Linked DNA regions of Mus musculus: region 2 is linked to region 1. The links are chromatin loops, found by intact Hi-C in ENCODE. Cell type or tissue: gastrocnemius. All regions are shown on one strand.

The links. Peaks named below come from ENCODE experiments on the same cell type or tissue, not always from the same donor. Only the 100,000 strongest peaks of a DNase experiment are listed, where the experiment ranks them.
Region 2: a loop joins it to region 1, with 3 times the contacts of the local background. A loop is called at or near these places in 16 of 42 quality-filtered maps.

What each region holds. Positions count from the first base shown.
Region 1 is chr17:50,184,866-50,192,865 of GRCm38, reverse strand. It overlaps Rftn1 (raftlin lipid raft linker 1), which reads left to right and starts at 2,369. Exons shown (of 10, transcript NM_181397.2): 1 at 2,369-2,645. In gastrocnemius, CTCF peaks have their summits at 977 and 3,418; DNase peaks (open chromatin) are centred at 2,518, 2,898 and 3,387; H3K4me3 peaks cover 4,085 bases; H3K27ac peaks cover 5,522 bases.
Region 2 is chr17:49,947,673-49,955,672 of GRCm38, reverse strand. No RefSeq gene overlaps it. Among named protein-coding and RNA genes, the nearest start is that of Gm52302, 83 kb to the left of the region's middle. In gastrocnemius, a CTCF peak has its summit at 3,984 (motif pointing left); DNase peaks (open chromatin) are centred at 3,600, 3,979 and 4,310; H3K4me3 peaks cover 742 bases; H3K27ac peaks cover 1,805 bases.

The sequences.
Region 1 (8,000 bases):
TCTAGGCCGGGTAAACTCCTCCTTCCCCCACAGGGTGTGAGGGGACCCAGCTTTCCCATTAGCTCAGACCTGTGTTTTATCAGCTTCCCACAGGCAGGATCCCGGTTCTGGGAGCATCTGTGACCTGTTGTGCAGTAATAGCTCGGTTTTCCTCGTGTTCAGCATCCTTCACAAGTACTTAGTGTGAAATCATAAGGGAAGGAAGTGTGAGCAGAAGAGAAACAGCACTATTACACAACCCCCCCGAAGAGACCGCTGTGATAGAATTAAAAGCTGCCGCCCTAGGACATTCTAACAGACAACACTGTGAGGTTGCCAAGGTAACCCACCAGGATCCAGTTCCAGCATCTCTGGGGTTGAGGCTGGGTAGATGAGGTCAGTTAGAGGTAAGGCCCAGCTGCCCAGGGTTTGTCCCCTAACCAGCCGGCCCACAGCAGTCCAGGCTTCTTCCTATACAACATAGGTGACCCCAAGGCTTGGCTACTTATCGAGTATCACAAGCAAAAAAGAGACTGAGAAGATTCAGGGTAATTGTTAAGGTAGAGTCCACACATACAATAATAATTCGTTGCGTGCATGTCTATCAAATGCCATGTTCCAGAGAGGAAGCGTGGTGGTGTATAGAAAGACAGGTCAAGAGTTCCAGAGGGAAAGCCAAACAAAACTTAAACATGGAAAAGCAGGTAGGGAAAAAAATTCATCAAAGACATTTAAATACACAGTGTTGGTACTAAGGACAGTAGTGAGGGACAGAAGATGGAAAATGTCAGCATAAGGTTCCCTCGAGGAACTGGTGTTTACAAAACAAACAAAAAAAAAACCCAACCCCCCCAACGCACCCTAAAATAAAACTACAAACACAAAATTCATAAGTGGAAAGAACTTGCTTAAAAATAATCTGTCTCCTCTCTGTGTCTCTCCATGTTTGTCTCTCTCCCTCTGCCTCTGCCTCTCCCTGTCCTCCTCCTTGTCCCTCTCTTCTTTGATGCCCTGCGATTTCTTGTTGACCACTGGCTGGCACTGTTAGGTTCTGTTAGGTGCTGTTTTCTCTCTGTAGTGACCATCAACGGTCCTGAACACTGGTGTAAGAGTCCTGATTTCCAGGTCTCAGCAGGATCTTTAGCGGAAAGGCACCCTCCCTCCCTTTGACTTCATAAATAAATGTTCAACACTGGGGTGCCCTGGACCCCTGTCCTGGCTTATTATTTCCAGACATGAACTAGGGATAGGGAAATGTGGAGAAAAGTGGGCGGAATGCCGGGATGGGGTGGGTAAATAGGCAGAGGAGTAAAAAGACAATTCAGGGGCAGAGTGATGGGGGGAGTAGGAGAGGGCCACAGGGAAGAAAATCCCTGAGTAGCTCTCACAAGAGGAGTTCCTGTAAACAGGCAGTGCTGCCTCCCCCCTCGCGCATGTTTCTAGTACCAGAAGGACCTCATTAAAACACAGGGTCTAGATCAGCCAGCCCTCTGCCGCGTGTAGCTCCAATGCCTAAGGACCCTTCTTTGCCCAACCAGAACAGGGTAATCAATTAAATCTCAGCCCCTTATGGTAATGATGATAATAACGATAATCGCAGAATTATAGAACGCTTCCAAGCATTTTCCATTTAATAAGACACAAGGAAGTGCTGGTTGGCCGATGAACAGGCCCAAAGTCACCCCCAGTCACTGGGAAGTAAGGACAGAAGGCAGCAATCCATCCTGACCATTTGTCTCTAGGGTTCCTGCTCTCAAGCCCTGCACGGTAATTCTGTTTTGTTTTACTGGCCTCAAGGAGACAGGATTTCACACTTTCACTATGGTAAAGCAGCCCTGTTTTAGGGAACAGCCTTATGGATTCTCATTGGGGAATCCATTTTGCTAGGCTAAGATGACCCAATTGCATCAGGATCTCAAACCTTTGGATACCTGGATAAAGTCGGGAAAGAGGCTGAGGCCAGTGGTACTATTTCTCTTCCCAAGCACTACTTTCGGAGAGATAAACCTGGGAGCAGAAGCTGCCTGGGGACGTTCCCACCTGTGGAATGGGTCCAGAATGGATCTCTTTCTAGCTCTCCTCCCCGCCCTAGCCATCAATCAGCACGTTGATGGCCGTCGCCTTCCCAGTATTTTGGCTGCCACCTTGGTGCTCTCCTAAGCAGGTCCCAAAACCCAAGCCTGGGAAAGAGAGGTGGGGTTAGGGGGAGGGGGAGGGAGAGCCCGGTTGCGCGGCGCTGGCGACGCACGGGGCGGACGGGTCTCTCGTGCGGGGCTGCCAGGGGCCGCTCGGCTTCCCCCAAGAAGATGCAGCACAGCATATTTTGCACATGAGTTCAGAGGAAGAGGAAGTGTAGCGGGCGGACGCGCGGCGGAGGCGGCGGCGGCGGCGCGGGGTGGAGTGGGGGCGGCGGGGCTGGAATCAGAGCGCGCAGGGCGCAGAGCGCAGCGAGCGGGAGCGCGGCGGCCACTGGCTCTGGAGAGGTACCTGTGCGGCCAGCGCCGGAGGGACAGACGACAAGCGAGCGGCCGCGCCCCGCGCTCTGCCCCCACCCCCGGGGTCGCGTCGTCCGCGCGCCGCCCTGCTCTGCATGGCACAAACTTTCATCCCGGGACACAGCACGCTGTCTCCGCCCGCGCCACGGTCACCGCTGCTGGTCCCCTAAGGTAGGTGGGCGTGCGGCGGGCCGGCGAGGTGGCGCGCAGAGGCCTGGGTCGCTGGCTCTGCTGGCCCGGGATCCGGGTGAGCAGGCGACAGCTCCTCGTGGCACCTCGGGGGCTCCGGAGCTGTTAGGCGAGCCCCCTGGTGCAGGTCGCGTGGGGATGGGGACAGATCGATGGGACGCCAGATTCTGGGCCAACTTTTTTTCCCCCGATGAAGAGGGGGAAAAAAAGCAAAACAAACAAGCGAGAGAGCGTTGGGGTGAGAGGTCGCCTGCTGGGGGTCCTGGGCTTCGCAGGCGGAGGTCTGCTAGAAGGACGCGGAGGGGAGCTTGGAGGCTACAGGTGGGTCAGGACCCGGGGCCTTAGTGGGTACTGGGCCCGGAGCAGATGGGAGTTGCCACCGCCCACGTGCACCCGGAGACCTGGGCTCGACCCAGGGAAGAGGTGTGCGACTCTTGAGAGCAGGCAGGAGGGTACTCGGTGGAAATACTGAGAGCTAAATCCCAGGCACCAGAAATGGGGCTTTTCTCCTCTGAAAAGGGGATTTTTTTTCTTGCCTTGTTGTAACACACTTTTCTAGGCATGGGGCACACCAGGATGGGCATGGGGTCTGGGCGAGGAGGAGGGAGTGTGTATTTAAAGAAGCCTGACTGTCAGGCGAGTGCGCCAGGTCTACTGGCATCACTGTCTTTGGAGGCCAGAATCGCGCAGAGGGCAGGGTTAGCCCCGCGCGTGCTCCCTGATGCCTGTTGGCTGCTGGCTCTCAGCTGCCCCCTGTGGGCGGTGGGTGGTGTGAGTGAGTTTGTTTAGGGGCTTACAAACAAAAACTATTTTTTAAAAAGAATCTGGCACAGATCTTTGTATATGAGTGGCTGCCTAACTGCCCAGCAACAGACCCTCTGTTCATACAGCTGTTTTCAGAAGGGGCGCAGGGAGGTGGGGTGGGAGTGGGTGGTGGTGTTAAGGTCAGAACAGGTGTCTCCCAACGGCTACTATGGAGTGTCATCTCAGGATAAGCCTTTTCCAGGAAGGAAGCCCAGGGTGTAATGTGAGTGGCCTACAAACCCATGGGTAGGGCCATTGAACCCAGCATACCCGTGGCTGCCAGGATTCCTAATTTGTACCTTCTGACCAGCTGGATTCTGAGGAAGTTCAAGTGACACCAGATGTCACCAGCCACTCATCCTCAGGGGTTAAACAACGAGCTGTGTGGTGCTGTGCTCTGACCTCAGTTAAGCAGTGTTACCTAGAGTGAGCTTGCAGACTCTTCTGCCTTCTGTAGAGGTTTCATGAGGTCCGAGCAATCGCAGCCTCAAGCTGGGGAAGCCTCCCTGTGCCTCCATTAGTGGGGTAGGACACTGTGTCGTTTTGTCCCGTCCCCCCGACCCCCATCGTGGACAAGGGACAAATGAGGCAGATTGCGTAGTTAGCTAATCGATTTGGTGCAGGAATAAATTGGGGCTACTAGTCAGTGAATTTTTTTCTCTGCCTCTGGAACAGGGTTTTTTGGGGCTTGATTTCAGTGACTGCTTTGTATGTGGGGAAGCAGGCTGAGTGGTGGGAATCCCTGTAAAGTGCCTAGAGTTTCTCCAGGCTTCACTTATGTCAGAGATGGAGCTGGGTGGTCCCATGGCTGGGTGGCCATGGCTGCCTTATCAAATGTGAACTTGGTAGGCTAAGAAGGGGGTACTCCCATATTTCTATACCACTTTCGATTTTTATTGTTGTTGTTGAGGCAAGGTTTCCCTGTGTAGCCCTCACTGGTCTGGATCTACCACTATGTAGACCAGGTTAGCCTCCAACTTGCATTGATTCTTCCTTCCAAGCACTGAGATTATATGTACCACCACACCTAGCCCCCATTAAAACAAAACAAAACATTATATAGTAAAGTTGTAACAGAGATCATACAAATACCTAGGAGGGCACAGTGGCATACGCCTGTAATCTCAGAATCCAGAAGGTGGAGGAGGCTGGAGAAAATTGAGTTAGAGGCTAGCCTAGGCTACAAAAACAAAGACCCACCATACCTAGATTTTCTAACATTTCGCTGGATTGACTTTAGTGCACACCTAGGCACCATCCATCGCTCCAGTGTGCTGCTTTATGCATTTTAAAATAAGCTACAGTCTTAGTACAGGGTTACTTTATAAGTGTCTCAACTCACATGTTCAATGTGTGTTCAGTAACACACACATAACAGTGGAATAGTCTGCACATTGTTTTGACATATGTATGCACTGTGCAACCCGATTCTTATCAAGACAGGTAATACACCATCAACCTGGGTTTCTTCATGGCCCCTATCTTCCCGGTGGCAACCACTGCTCTGTCTTACTATAGGTTTGTTTAATCTGTGATTTAAACATCATATACATGGAGTTCTGCAGTTCTGTATAAGGTTCAGTAACTCCGTTTTGTTAGGTTTGTTACGTCTGAGTTATGTTCATGTGATGTGTGCATGCCACAGTTGGTTAGTATATCCCCCGGTTCCTGGGTACATGCGTTATATCCAGTTTTTATTGTTGTTGGTGGTGTTAGTTGTTGGTTCTTGTGAAAAAAAAAACACTGCTATGAATATTTGTGCATTTGTACACAGATTCCTGGGGACATCTTTCCCATTCTCCTGGACAAACACCCGCATCACAGAAGACATGTGTATAGTGTACAGAGAAAATTGCGAGGCCTTTTTCTAGGGTGGTGGTTCCATTCAACATTCCTAGAAAGCGCACAAATGTGCCGGAGATGAACTCACAACCCAGCTTTCCTATCTCTTAACCAGGATGATTGCTTATATGACTGTTTCCTGGGGCTACGAGACAGTGTTCTCCGGGCCCAGCTGGGACACTAGTGGACATGTTTTCATACGTAGAGGGGACTCCAAGAAGCAGTCCCTGACTGCTACTATGTGCTTATTTTTTATTGGTGTGTGTGTGTGCATGTACATATACAGATGTGTATGTTAGAGGGAGGTTAGAGGGTAAGTTTGGGGGGTCTCTACTCACCTTCTCCCTTATCTGAGGCAAAAAACTCTTGTTCACAGCTGCATAGATCAGCTGGCCGTTAAGCTTCTGAGAATCCCCTGCCTCTAGCTCCTGTCTTACTCTAAAAGTGCCAAGATTACAGATGTGCTGTGTCCAGCTTAGGTAGATCCTGGAGATTCGAACTCGGATCCCCACAGTTGCCCACTAAGCACTACTCACTGAGCCTCCTTCTCAGCCCTTAGGTCGATTTAGACTTAAATGACTGCAGAGGATAAGATGAATGCTGCATCTTTATAGATCGACATAGAAGGGATGTCCGTAGGGGAATAGACCTGAGATTGTGAACAATCTCCACTGAGTGCTTTCCATAAAAAGAAAAACACAAAACAAACAAACAAACAAACAAACAAGCCCAACCCCCAACTTTCACAGAATCTCCCTGAACTTCTGCCTAGAAATTCCTGAGGGGATTCTGGGCCATTGGGTGTGCTGATATGAAATACCCTGTGCTTGGTGGAAATACCCTTTGGATGTCACCGTTGTGGACAGCCACCTGCATTTTCTCTGGGAGGCAGGGCAGAGTTGGGGTGCGTAAGCATAGAGCAGTTTTGCTGAGAGTGTGATTTGCCCTTTTTGTGAGAAATAGAGTCCTGCATCACCCATCTTATTACTGAGAAAAGGTGCATGGCCTCTCAGAGGCCCTTTCCACTATAGTCCCTCTCTGTGGAAACTGGAGCAGGGCTTGACCTAGGGTGATCCGGGAGACAGGAACTGTGAAACAGACAGCGAAATGTTTCCATGGCCCTCACGGTGTCTCAGTACTGACCACGTTTCTCAGGGGACAGATGACCCATGTTCAGTCTTGAGATATTGGAGAGGGTCAGGGGGCTCTGCCATGTATAGTAAATATGTGTGACAGAGGTCACGAGAAGGGACACAGCGGACATCTACTAGAGAACTGAGCTGCCCATCTTGACAGTGGATGATGAGAGATCAAGGTCCTATGATGTCTCATTCACAACCGTCTGTCAGTCGGTGGTTCTCCTAGGGTGTGGGACAGATATGGAGTATTTGGACCTAGAACAACTTCGTTATTGTAGAACCATCCTGTTCCATGACATATTTTGCCATTGTTATTAGCAAAATGTTAGGTGTTAGACTAGTTGCTAGGTGCTGCTCAGCACTTTATGCGTGCCCTGCCATCTGAGTCCTCTTCAGGACGAGTGACAGCGGTGAAGCTCAGTAGGCCCTGGGTTTACTTTCCAGTGTTCCCAAAACATTGAAGGAAGAGACTGTGGCGCTCAAGTTTAGCAAATGCAGAATGATCTGGAAGTTCACAAAGACACAACAATGTAATAGAAATGTCACTGGGGCAGTCAGAATGAAATGACAGGAAATGGCACACCAGAGTCACTTCCTCCAGTGTTTTATGTACTTTTGTCTTACAGGCCTAGAGTGTCGCACCGTTGGGACTTGTAGAGAAGTACTGACTGTGATGCTTGGCACGGTGACACATGACCTGTAATCTTGGCATTTAGGAGCTGTAGATAGGACAGTGCAGAGTTCAAGGCTAGCCTGAGCTAAAAAGGAGCCCCCCAACTCAAAAACCAAATCAAGGGCCAGCGAGATGGCCCAGCAGGTAAAGGTGCTTGTCTTGAAAGCCTGATGACATGAGTTAAGTTCCTGGAGCTGTTATTTGGTTTTGTTGCTGGTTTTTGTCTTTGTTTGTTTGTTTCTGTGTAGCTCTGACTGTCCTGGAACTGCTCTAGAGACCACACTGGCCTTGACCTCGAAGCTCCTCCTGCCTCTTCCTCCTGAGTGAGGGAGTTAAAGGTGTGTGGCTCCACATCTGACTGAATACCTTTTGTTTTTGAGAAGTGAAGTAAGGATCAATTTGGGTTGTGATTTTATTGAGTGGGTGGAATAGAGTAGCCACCAGCCACACGTGGCTGTCACATGTGTGTCTAAATGAGTCAAAGTCCAATGAAAGCAGACTGCACTTCTTCAGGAGAGCTAGCCACGGTTCAAGTGTCCAGAGACAAGTGTGGCCACTGGAGCCATGTCTGCCACTCTGTGAGCTCTGTGGGACAGTCACTCTGAGGGCAGAATGGGACAGTCGCTCTCTGCTGTGCAGATTTCCTTGGCCTTCAGATGAGAAGAGGTGGCGGAGAGTTGGTACCAAGGACTTGGGCTCATTCTTTGACAGGGATGTGTTTTGGCAGGCGTTTCTTTTATGTTTACCCTTCCGAGGATTTGGGGAGGGGGTTGTTATGCGTGATAACTCTTCTCCCATTCACATCCATTTCTGACATAGATTCCAGTTTCTCTTGTCTCCTGGGCCCCGAAGGCGCTTTTCATTATTATCGTTGCATAT
Region 2 (8,000 bases), 240 kb after region 1:
CTCCCTGCTCTGAAGTTGGGGTTTCCTCTGGGTCTATAATAATCTCTAGCACCTCCCATCTTCTCCCAGTTTGGAGCAACCAAAATTAGTAATTTCTTCCTATAAAATTATCATTAGACCTCTGTACTTTCCTGATTCCTAAGCATGAAAATGCTCAACTTTCCAATCATACTATTAGACTTCACACTATTCTCCTTTCTTTATCCTAAACGTGGATCAAAAGAACCTCTCCAAAGTCCCCAGTGCTTCAGCAGTAACACCCAAGACAATTACAACTCTAACTCAGAGACAGACAGATGGCTACTTCCTATGCGCCCAAACTGGGCACTTTACTGAGTGGTATTTTATCAGGCATGACAACCTTGATTTGCTGACACGTTGTCATGGTAGTCCATGACACAAAGACACAGTTTAGTATTGAAAATGAGGCACCCTGACCCATAAAGACTAAAATCTTTGCTACCTGGGCCTTTAAACACTTGCCAACATTGGCTCCATTTTGTCTCCCTGCCTGTTCACACCCCAAAAAGCACAGTACAAGCTGGTGAAATAAACCATTTTTTTCTTTACAACTAGTGAGATTTCACTTTTGCAAAGAAATTCTAAAAGCCTCATATTTACGCAATCAGCATTTCTATAAGTTCAAGAAAAATTAAGGGTCTTCATCAGTGGGAAAGTATATTTTCCCATATCTAGAAATGGTATACACTGCTGAACTAATTTTACATACTTCTCCAAAAGAAAAAACTCAATGTAAAGCTGATTTGACACACACACCACCCTTTATCACAAACAACCCTCAGAAAGCACAGAGAACGCAATCACCAGCCATGCTTGCAGATGTGGACAAAATACTACAAACCTCCCAGTGATGCTCTGTGCATCTAAAAACGTTTAACAGTCTAGTGGTGCGTGTCCTGGGGCCAATACACAGCCTCTCCTGAGTCTGACAGACCAACAACTGTCACCAGATCAAGTCTCTGAGAATCAAACCAAATGACACAGGAGCCTAAGAACTCTCCTGCTTAAAGTAAGTCGACATAAAGCTAAAGCGCCGGCTGTAAACCAAACCGAGGCTTATAAAGCACAAACTATAAAGATCTGTTTGAAACTAAAGGACACATGGATGGGGGAACAAAGGCCAGGCATGAAAAATATATGAAATTCTCAAAAAACGTATATATAATATATATGCGTATGTGATGCATATACATACATATTATAATATTATACATGTTTTACATATATAATATTAAAACATACACATAATTAAACAAAGTGTAAGACATAGACTGATTTACTGAAGTTTCTAAGCAAAAAAGTTTAATATTCGGGCTATCAGATGATTCAGAGAGTAACAACACTTGTCAGCAAGCCTGAAACCCAAGTTCTGTATCTGGGATCCTCATGGTAGAAGGAGAGACAGATTCTGTAAGTTGTCCTCTGACCTCCATGTACACGCTATACACGCACATGTGCATACATGGACACACACACACACAAGTAAATAAATGTAATACAAATTAATAAAAGTTTAACAGTCACAGATATTTAAAAGCAACAGAAAAATAATACTTTTCCTAAGAGACCAAACTAGCAGCTACCTAAAATACAACTAAACAACTAAATCCATGCAGCGCACAGTACAGCGGAGGCAGCGCACGTCTATGGAAAGTACTAGAAGTGAATGCTGCAGGCATACTGAATGGAAGCATCTAGATTCCAAAGAACACATGCCCTTTGATTGAAGCCATGTGGTGTGTAAAGACCGGCAAAATTACTCTGTCATGTTAGAAAGCAAGTGAGCAGTCACGCTTTCTTTACACCGGTGCTGATGGCACCCGTGTGTCTACTTTGTAAACTCTTGGAGCCGTCCTCACAGGTACTGAGTACTTTTGTTTGTAAATTATCCTCTGGGGGGGGGGGGGGGGGAGAAACAGAAAGGTTCTTAGCACTTCATTTTCCCTGGCTGGTTTTGTGCGATAAGCTCACAAAGTATCCAGACCAGCCTTGAACTCACTGTATATCCCAAGGCTGGCCCCAGACGTGGCCTTCTCCTGCCTCAGCTCTGAATGAGGGAACTACAACCATGGGCAACCACACGCCTCTTTACTTTTTAAGAGCTAAACATTTTTTGTTCTTGTATCATTTTCTTGTGCCAGTTTTTAAATACTTCTTTGCTAAAAAAAAAAAAAAAAATCCACAGCTTTTCAAGAAAAATTTTTTTTTTTTCTGGGACTGGAGAGATGGCTCAGTTGTTAATAGCACTCTGGCTGCTTTTCCAGAGAACTGGAGTCCAATTCCCAGCACCCACATGGCAGCTCACAACCATCAATAACTCCAGTTCCAGAAATCCAATATGCTCTCTTGGCCTCTGCAGGCGTCAAACACACAAGAGGTGCACAGAGACATGTGCCCCCAAAACACCCATACACCTAATTCTTTTTTAAATTATGTGGGTTATTTTTCCATCTCTGTGTTAAATGTGCATATGTGTGTTCTGTGCTTGCAGCCTGGTGTGTGAGTAGAGGTTAGAGGTCCTTCTGCCATATGTGTTCCAGGGCTCAAACACAGGTCTTCAGGCTTGGTGACCAGCAGTCTTAGCTCCTGAGTCATCTTGCAGACCCCTAAACTTCCACATTTAATATGTTATATTATCTTGGTCTGTTCCCTTTATGCGAACTCTAAGAATAGAATGTGCGCTTCTTAAGCATTTCATTGAAGTATATTTAGTGCTAGGAGACTAGTCCGTCCAATTAATGAAGCTTTGTTAATTTAGCTTGCCATGCGATAACATGTAGGAACGGCTTGGCATGAAGCAAGCATGACAGCTTTGGTGGCCGTGTATGAAGAGAGCGTCAGGTAACTTAGATCCTAATAGGCAGGAGAAGACAAACAATAAACATATCACTAAGGTGGTGAGACAAGTAAGAACTGGTCAAAGTAGCCTTTAGATAAAAGACTCGTTTCTTACTGATATGTTGTGGCAACCTTGAGAATGAACGCATTACTGGCTATTTCCCCTCCAGTCAGGAAGGTCTCCTTCAAGCTCATGCAAAACTTATGCATTTTTCTCTATCAGATTTGCTTCACCGAAAATAGCATGTTAATCAGAGAGAGAGAGAGAGAGAGAGAGAGAGAGAGGGAGAGGGAGGAGGGGGGAAGAACTTATTTATTCTGGGCATTCTTCAGCATACAGCTGTCTAATACAATATTTTGGTCCCAGCAGTACACAAGACCTCTGGATACACACCAGCTGGATTAGGGAGAGTTTTTCCATGTACTGAAATTCTCACCAAGTTCCTGCAAAGGCAGAGACAATGGGTGAGGACAATGACAGGAAGCCGAAAAGGCCAACCAAGTCTCACTTGCACAAGAAAAAGCTCATTTGGAATTGAGAGCGTGCTGCGGCTCCGTGAAAGAATGTTTGTTTTCAAGCACGTGCACACACACAGAGCCCCGGGTTTGAGCCCTAGCGCCACACTGAAGGGAGTCTCCTTATAATCAGTCCTCTAAGCAAATCCTCTTTCAGTTATTCCTCCCCATGAACCCTTCCCCACACGTGGCCGGCTCCTTTCCGACTGTTCCTCCTTGGCTGTTAGCCATCTCCCGAAACACCCTCCACATTCGCATTCTGCCACCCACGGCCCCTTGCTGTCTGACCACGGTGATTCGCCTTATGGTTCCGCGCAGCCAAAAGCTAGAATGATACAATTATGTGACTTGGGACCTGAACCCTGTTAAATTCAGTCTGTGAATAGTAGCGGGTGGACATTGTTCCGCTTAACGTTTTAGACACCTACTGCTAGAGTAAACGTTTTTACAGTAGAATAAGTCTTTAGAGACCGTGCTGTGTAAATGGCCTGTTTCTCAACTCAACTAGAAAACAAAGAAAAGTCAATTCTCAAAAGCTGCTCTTTTTCAAATTCTAAGACCTAATTGTGTTAACAGTAATCGTGAGCAAGAGCGCCACCTCCTGGCAAAAGTCATTTAAAAACTAAAACTACCAGTGCTGCCTTTCAAGCCGCAGCGCAGGGACAGTCCTTGAACTAAAGTATTGGAAACAGCGACATAGGCAGGCGAGATGGCCTCTTAACTGCATACATATATCATGTGCTATCCTCTCTCCCAGTAAATACATACATGTAATAACAATTTTAAATAAAAAAATCACTACCTGCTTTTGTATGTTCAAGGGCTTCAGATAGTATACTTTTTAAAAAAGATTTTTCTTTTATTTTTAATTGTGTATGTGTATTTGTGGAGGTTTTCACACTTGAGGGCTGGAAGGGGGCTTTGGACCCCCTGGAGCTAGAGTCCTGGGCTGTTGTGAGCCACTCAACATGGGCACTGGACTTAGGTCTTATACAAGAGCAGCAAGTGTTCTTAGCCACTGAGCATCTCTCCAGTACCATATCTACATTTTAAAAAGGCTGCCGAGGTTGAACTGGGGAGTGTGTTTAGAAAACTGAAGTCTAGGATTCTGGTAGAGCGGTAGCTGCAGAGACAGATGGCAGAAGCGGGTAGCACAGGATATCTCCGGAGTCAGAGCCCTACTGCCTGCCTGTAGTTAGATAGGGCCTGAGCCACCGGGGAGAGAAGGAAAGATTCATGCCCCAAAGAGCAAGAAAGTCCTGAGGTAGCACAGAGCTGCAGAGCAGTCATGGCGCCTGCCATTTTAGACAAATCAAGGAAGCAACAGACCACTGTGCCTGGTAAGAAAACCTCAGAGGTGCACAGTACCACACACAGCTTTCGTCTTGCAATCAGTGAAACGGCTCAGGTATGATATATTATCCTGTTGTTTAATCTTGGGTAACACACAACACACACATAACTCACACATACATTATCACACATACACAGATACACAACACACAATACACACAAACATATACTTACCACACACATACATATACCACACACAATATACACATACATACAACACAAACACAACATACATACAGACTACATACAAACAACATATAACACACACAATGCACACATATCCACAGTACACACAATACACATATGCACAATACACACAACACACATATGCATACAACACACACATACACACAACATGCACACACAACATACACACACAGCACACGTACAACACACACATATGCATACATACACATACGTGCAACATATGTACATATACACCACACACACCTAGGCACACACCATGTATACACCACATACATACAACACACACATACCCACAACGCTCACACATAGCACACATATAAACACACATACAACACACAGACCTTCACACATACATATAACACATACACAAACACACATAAAAACACACATAAACACAATACTTAAACATACAACACACATATAACACACACAACACACATTCATACAACTACACACAACACACATCTATATACATACAACATACATAAACACACACACACACATACACACACAAAGCCTCATTGAACAGCTGAGAGGGATAAATGAAATGCTCATGGAAGAACCTGGCTAACAAGAGTAAAGTTTTTCTCCTCCTTTCAAACCACCTGGAAAGCTTAATAGCCCCAATAAAAACCATCCCTGGTCTGACATACAAGAGGGTGTATCAAAAATATTATTCTTATTGCACAGTTATGATCTAGTTCTAAATCTGCTCTTATGTTAAGATCTTTGGTTGCTGTTACTTTTTAAATGAAGCGGTAAAATTTATGGGGGTGGGGGGCAGAAGGAGGACTTTAAGTGTCTCTCACTGCTAGTAAATCTCATTTGTTACACTCTCAGGAGCCAAAATGCTCCCATTCCTTTTAAGGAATAAATCTAAAGTTTAAGAGTCACTTTAACGTCTCCTTTAAAGGTTCTGAGTGGAGTTTAAAGCCGATAGTCTGGTTCCATGGTTCAGCACACTACTGGGCAGAGCCATAGGAACCACAGACAAGGGGAGAGCCACCAGGTGATGGGAACCTCCGAGAATGCCGACAATCTAGTCTCTGGGGGACTTGCTGCCGTGGGAAAGCTTGTGCTCGCTTCCTCCCACTGCCTGAAGCTCCAGATCACACAAGACAGAGAGCCTGGATTCCAGAGTCAGGCAGACTTGCGTGGGCACCGTGGCTTTCTGCGACTTAGCAGCTTTGCCCTCGCCTGCTCCTAAACCTCAAGCTTCCTAGTGCTAAAGAAGTCACTCATTGACTGCCCTAATCACACAAAACACATCAAGGATTTGTCCAATGGGCAGGTATGTCAACTGTCATTAATAAATGGCTCGTTAGTTGTTCCTTTTCTATTTTAGGTAATATGTGCTCAGAGAAAAATTGGAATATTACACAGAAAAGCCACATGGCTCCCTTGTAACTTTCTTATTAACTTAATATTTTAAGATGCCCCCAGAAAACTGTTCTTGAAGGGTCTGAGTAAAATGTTTCCTAAAAGGCCTACCCAACTGTGAGTGTAGCTGAGCTGGTAGACCATGTGCCTAGCAATATGAGGTCTGAGATCTAATTCCCGGTACCAATAATCAAAAAAATAAAGTTTTTTTAAAAAATAAAAATATTAACAATTTACACGTACTACCAAACACAGATGAATAATCCATTTGTGTATGTGCTTAGTATATGTATGTGTACATGTGTGGTATATGTATGCACATGCGTGGTATATGTATGTAGTATATATGTGCATATGTGTGGTATACATATGTGCATGTTTGGCATATGTATGTGTAGACATGTGGTATATGTATGTGCACATGTATGGTATATGTATGTGCACATGTGTATAGTAAGACCAGCCACATGCCATTCCATCAAGGCTGGACAAAGTAATCCAGAAGGAGGAAAAGAGTCTTACAAGAACACCAAGTTACTGAGCCATTACATATATGCATAAGACCTAGGTCACATATACACATATACACCTCTACAGGGTCCCTGATATCTGTGAGCCCCCATGAGTCACAGTCAGTTGATTCTGTGGGCCCTGTTCTTCTGGTGCCCCCCCCTCCACAGGACTCCTGAGCTCCCCCTAAGGTTTGGCTGTGGGACTCTGCTCCCATCAGTTGCTGGATGAAGCCTCTCTGCTCTCTTTGATGATGATTCTGCTGGGGTCCCATCCCAGAACACCCTGTTCTTCTGACTAGTGTGGCCTGCACTTGAGTGGGGAAGTCCACTGGACTTCTGCTCATCTTAATTCCCCAGACAAGCTCTCTCATTGAATCTCATTGAATCTAGAGTTCAATGACTGGCCAGACTGGCTGGCCACAGAGCTTCAAGGACCCCCTTGTCTCCATGCTGTCATGGCTCCATGGCTCCTGGCCTTCCCCCAGGCTTTATTGACTGATTCTCCCTAGTGTAACTGCATACATTTCTGTACATTCAAGAATAACTCACAGAGCAACTAAAGGTAGACACTGAAAAGCCTCATTTCTCCATGTCCCAGAGGCTACCTGGGGAGAATATGTCTATAAAGGTGCAAGGAGCATATGAGCTCTGTGGGCTTTAATGAGATTTCTCCTTTGCTCCAGGGGGGCAGAATTAACCCTCGAAGGATAAAACTGCTTCCTGATTGCTGTATTGAACTCCAGTTATGCACAAATAATGTTTGTGGACCTTCTGAACCAACTCTGTAAAGAGTTACTCTTTTCCTCCCCAAAGACTTCACTATTAAAGTTGTTAGCTTTCTGTATAAACTCCTCCCCACAGTTACCTGGCAATAGCCAGGTAGGCCTGGCCCACTATAAAAGAGACTGCTTGCCCCTCCTCCCTCTCTTGTTCTCTTGTTTTTCTCCCGCTCTCTTGGGGCTTTTCCCTCCCCCTCCCTTCCCTATCCCCTTTCTCCTCTCTCCATGTGTTCATGGCAAGCTTTTAATTCTCTACTCTCTGTCTCTGTCTCTCTGTCTCTCTGTCTCTCTGTCTCTCTTCTCTCTTCTCTCTCTCTCTCTCCCTCTCCCTCTCCCTCCCCCCCTCCCTCTCCCTCCCCCTCTATTCTATACTATACCATCATATGGCTGGTCC